Regions from separate parts of the Homo sapiens genome. Here region 2 is linked to region 1. Evidence: chromatin contacts called from ENCODE Hi-C or POLR2A ChIA-PET data. All regions are on one chromosome and are shown on one strand. Each heading gives the region's core, a stretch centred on a gene start or an enhancer-like site at or near the end of the contact. The rest is flanking DNA. Distances are from core to core; before and after follow the strand shown. Region 1 overlaps PIAS1 (protein inhibitor of activated STAT 1). Region 2 overlaps PIAS1 (protein inhibitor of activated STAT 1).

Region 1 (2,522 bases), core at 17-2,516:
TGAGGAAAACGCATTTGACAAAAACCCAACAACCATTCCTAATAAACACTCTCCAGAAACCAGGAATAGAAGTAAACATCTTCAAATCGATAATAGACAGCTATGAAAATTTACAGGAAACACTTTACTGAGACGTGAAAGAATCAATGTTTTCCCTCAAAAATTAGGAATGAGGCAGTGACATCCACTCTTACCATTTCTATTCAACATTATACTGAAGGTTCTTGCCAGCACAATAAAGCAAGAAAAATGCATCAAGACTGGAAAAGAGTAAAACTGTCTATTCATAGAAAATATGACCTATGTAGAAAATTCAATAGAATCTACAAAACGCTTCTAGAACAATCGAATTTAGCAAGGTGAAGATGCTATACAAAAACCAGTCGTATTTCCATATAATAACAGCAAACAATCAGAAACTGAAATAAAAAAAATACCATTTACAGTATAGCACCATGTACTGTGGAAGAGAGTTTGACAGTTTCTTACAAAGCTAAACATACTCTTACCATATAGTCCCACAATCACACTCCTTAGTATTTACCTAAAGGAGCTGAAAACATATGTCCACATAAAGCCCTCCACATGGATGCTTACAGCACCTTTATTTATACTGCCAAAACCTGGAAGCAACCAAGATGTCCTTCATTAAGGGTAAAAACAGAAGTCCCTCAAATTTTCACTTATCCTATGGCATCGTTTTGGGGAAAGATGAAATGTTCTAGTGGTGTTCATAATTAAGGGTACTTACAATGGTCATGGGGGATCTCTCTTGTGAATATTAAGAGCCTATTATGAGAGAAGATTTGTAACACCATCTCCCCGTAAGTATTAATTATCAAAGTTTCATCTCCAAGAAAGAAGAGAACTGCCCACAATAAGCAGAATATAATTACAACTCAAAATACATAAAAAGTGCAGAAAGAAAAGTTAAGGTTTTAGAAATTTCATCTTTTATATTGTTCCACAGAGAAACGAACTAGATCAAAAATAAAAAGACGAATCATGTTGCAATTTACATAAACTCAAAACATTGGAAGTAAAAAAAAAATCTAGATACATAAAATAATTGAGATTCTGATGATAGAAACACTGAGCTAATCTAAGAGGCTGTACTTTCAATTGCTCTAAAAATATTTGCTATTCCACCTCACCAGCAGAAAGAAAAGCTAAAAATAGTCATCTTTCTGTTATAGAATATTTCTTGCTGTCTTAGGGAAAGTGAAACTAAAGTTCCTATCTACGAATGTCAGCCTTACAATCTTTAATGAACCCTCTGACTTAGTCAAACAAAAACTTGACAACTATGTAATTTTTTAAAATATAGCTGGAATGATATAGTTTCATCATTAGGCTGTCAGCTCCCATTAAGAAAGAAGACTGCAGAAAATATGTTTTCTCCAATTCATATACTAAATCATTAACAAATTCATATTGCTTTGACTATCTTTAAATGGGAATTTTTAAAGGAAAGAATACTTAATGATATGAGAATACAGTCATAAAATATTAAGTGAAAAAGACAAGATATAAACATGAAGTATAGAGCATAAATAAGCAAATTTACATATTATGCGTTGAAAGATTGAAAAAGGCAGCAAAAATTGACTCCTTTGTAACTTTTATTTACAAAATTCTTCACATTGAGCATATGTATTGTTTTTATAATAATTTGCTTTTTATACCTTATACAAAACCAATATACTATACATGTATATAAGTGTGTGTGTGTGTGTGTGTGTGTGTGTGTGTATGAAATATATGCAGTCGTTTGCTAGAGCAAGAGAGAGACAGAGAGAGATCCTATTGCTAGATTTCTGAATTTTCAAGGTTGCAAATATTTCACAATAAATTGTGGCTAAAGTTCTTTGGAGTACAACAAAAATTACACATGAATTTTCCATTCATACAGAAATTACCTATACTAAGAAACAGGAAACAATTCCAACATGTAATACTATTAAACTTTAGCACTGTAAAACCCTTTGATTTCATTTTTATCACATCCTTTTATCAGGTTCCTAATAAGCCCATCCTTAATAAGCTTGCCTTATACTTTTCATCACCTTTTTTCTCTGGAGTTTAACTCTACCTATCCTAGTTATTCTAACTTTACATTATTCCTCAGATTAGTTTACTGAGTTAGTAGCTGGTCTCCTGGTAGACTTAATCAAAGGAGTCTATAAAGACTCCCAAGCAGCTCAGGAGTTAAAAGTATGGTAAATACACTTTATCTGGCTCATCTATTCTCTCACAGCTGGCAGACCATTAGGCTGTTTTAAGTCCAGCAGGGTTATGAAACAGGACTGGGTCAGTTCAAGCCAGCCAGCTATGAACCAAGTCTAATGATCAATGTTTGAATGTAAAACCAGAAAAAGTAAGCAGACTATAATTGGGATATTGATTTTCTTTCTTTTGCAAAACTTTCATTTTCTTTTTTTGTTGTTGTTAATGCAAGCATTCCAAGTTTTAAAAGAACATCTAAAATTGTACTACTTGACAGCAGCTGAAAAACATTTTGG
Region 2 (2,522 bases), core at 9-2,508, 41 kb before region 1:
GTTCCCCTATTGTACCTCTACAGAGTTCCCTGTCTATCTTCTTCAAGGCACATGTCAAAACTTTAACTCATTAATGACTTGTGCAATTATTTAATGCCTGTCTTTCTTACCAGACTGCAAACTTCTGGGGGATGCAGAGATGGTATGTGTCTTGTTTAATGTTATATTCTCCTGTTCCTGGAACACAGTAGACTCTTAACACAATTTCTTGAATGAAAAGAATAAATGAATAAGCAGGGAAAGGGAGATTTCCTCTTGACACTGAACAAAATAAAGCGAGGACTGGGCACAAATGTAGATAAGCTAAAAAAGTAATTATGGTGGCACTGAGATTAAGGAAGAAATGGGTGGTTTAGGTAATTCATGTCTTGTAGCCCCAATTTTCATGCATTGGCAGAGTGCTGAGAGAGGGGGATAGTGTTTGATTAGATTATGGCTAAGGCTTGAAATAACTGCTGAAGGGAGAAGGAAGAGGAGAAAGAAACTTGATTAAGAGTTGGTAAAAGACTGTTTTTCATAGTTGTGAGGGGACAACTCTACACAAAGGCAGAAACTGCAAGACAAAATCCTACTAAATCAAATGATTCAGAGAATGGAGTTCTCTGTGAAAAGTCTAAATAATACCAACTTTATTCTTTCAAGAACATAAGAGTGTCTGGCTTGACTACTAAAACTTTGCTAGAAGTACTTATTTTATTAAGAATGACTTACAAAGAACATATTTGTAACTGATTTGACTCTTTTAAAATACCTGACATTTCCTTTTGTCAAGTTATTGTAAACAGAATTTTAATTACATAATTTGTTGGGAAAGTTTTTGGTTTTTTTTTTTTTTTTTTTTTTTACAGGCAGCATACAGGTAAAGGTAGATAACCTGTTTTTTAGTAAATTACAACAAATTTCTTACTGGTGGGATCCAAATTAATATTCCATTGGCTTCCCTGGCCAATAAGTAAGGTAAGGTATCAATTTCCACAAAAATCTCATCCAGTGTACAATTATTCTCCACATCCATCAGTATATCAGACTAGAAATAGCTTTTGAATTAAACAGTTTTTGCTGCTTAATGGTAGCTAATAGTGGTTTCTCGGAGAAAATAAAATAATTCAATTCCAGACTCACGTTCCCACTCTCCCTCCAGGTGGTGCTATAGCTACAAGCGGAGAAGAGTTAACAGCTTGAGCAAAGACAGTTGGCCTTATTGTTGTTGTTGCTGTTACTATTAAATAAAATAACTTCATCTGCCTTATTTCTTGGTATTCCCTCTTCCATACAGGCTCACATAATTCTTTGCTTTCTGACTGGCTGAGATTCTAGTATTGTGAGGCAAATACGAAGATTCTCAGTAGAATGACCAGGAATAACTTCAGCAAGATTGTGATAGAAGACAAGTTATCTTATACTCTCCTTCAAGGCAGATGTCTGTCTTTTCTTTCAGGATCCCTACCATCTTCTTATCCCTGCCAAATGGTGCCACCACTCCCGCAGATCCCAAATCAGTGCTGCCCTTCTAGGTCTCCATCATCTGTCAATGCATGCCTACAGAGGCATTAGCCAAAGTGTGCTCCCATTGATTCAGGATTAGCTGCATTTTTAAAGGACCATTTTAATACAGAAAAATTCTTCAATGAACTATTAAGGGTATATTGATATTCAGGGGTAGTGGGATCTTTTACTCTGCCACAGAAATAAGTTACAGAAAGGGGTAATAGCTATGCTACAAAAGGAAAGCTGCTATTATCTTAGTTCTTTCCACCAGAGTGTTCCTAAGTACAAATCTGATAATGGGCTTCATTAATCAGTTCACATCAAAAGTCCTTAAAGGATAGCTATCTAACACCTGCCTATAAAAGTTTTGTTTCTAAGTCCCCAGCCCTCACTCCTAAATCCACGCAGCCCCCGGCTCTCACAAATAAAAGAATAAACGAAGAACTTAGTTCACCTCTTTGGAAAGGCCAAACCCTCTGACCTTAACCCTTAAAAACAGAGGTCAGCACAGCCCCATTTGAAGACCTTGAATCTCAAATTCAACGTATCAAAACAAACCATCCAGTAATTCACACGTATGAACCCAGACTTCGCAGAAGCATTAGAAATCAGACGGCATAAACTTCTTGTTACAGATGAGGAAGATGAAACTCAGGAGCAGCGTTACTTGTCCACAGTCATATAATTGATTAATGGCAGAATTATTATTTCTACCACCCCACTGGCTCTCTTCACTTTGTAAATGCAGGGGGTGAGGCCATGATATAATTCTGTACATTTTTCCTGGATAAACCACCAATCTAAAATAACTTTCTTGAAATTTATGCCAAGATGCCCTTCCCATTTCCCAGAATTCCTTAAACATTGATTTTATGAAGTTGTAGAATAATATTCTTCCATGTTTGTGCACTGACTTCACAAAGTTAATTTTAAGATTAGTAAAATATAGATTATAAAATATAGCTCATGACAAAGATATCAGAACTACTCTAAGAACTACACAACAGGCTCCAGTGAATAAACAAATTCTAAAA

The links. A loop is a pair of places that touch in the nucleus more often than their neighbours do. ChIA-PET counts read pairs that join two places held with the same protein, here RNA polymerase II (POLR2A). Pooled maps may share reads with other maps.
Region 2: a loop to region 1 is called in a pooled map, with 1.8 times the contacts of the local background. The contact joins two enhancer-like sites. A Hi-C loop is called at or near these places in 1 of 168 maps with a recorded cell type or tissue (Caco-2) and 1 of 50 pooled maps. POLR2A ChIA-PET finds 5 or more read pairs at or near these places in 7 of 52 experiments (AG04450, BJ, MCF 10A and 4 more).

Annotation. Positions count from the first base shown.
Region 1 is chr15:68,113,260-68,115,781 of GRCh38, reverse strand. The region is part of intron 2 of PIAS1 (protein inhibitor of activated STAT 1); the gene reads right to left. Among named protein-coding and RNA genes, the nearest start is that of PIAS1, 60 kb to the right of the region's middle. Within about 2 kb of position 1,266, at least 3 of the 41 ENCODE cell types and tissues checked have a DNase peak (open chromatin) inside an H3K27ac peak, as active enhancers do; they include Panc1, where a contact is called at or near this core.
Region 2 is chr15:68,153,772-68,156,293 of GRCh38, reverse strand. The region is part of intron 7 of PIAS1 (protein inhibitor of activated STAT 1); the gene reads right to left. Among named protein-coding and RNA genes, the nearest start is that of CALML4, 50 kb to the left of the region's middle. Within about 2 kb of position 1,258, at least 2 of the 41 ENCODE cell types and tissues checked have a DNase peak (open chromatin) inside an H3K27ac peak, as active enhancers do; they include Panc1, where a contact is called at or near this core.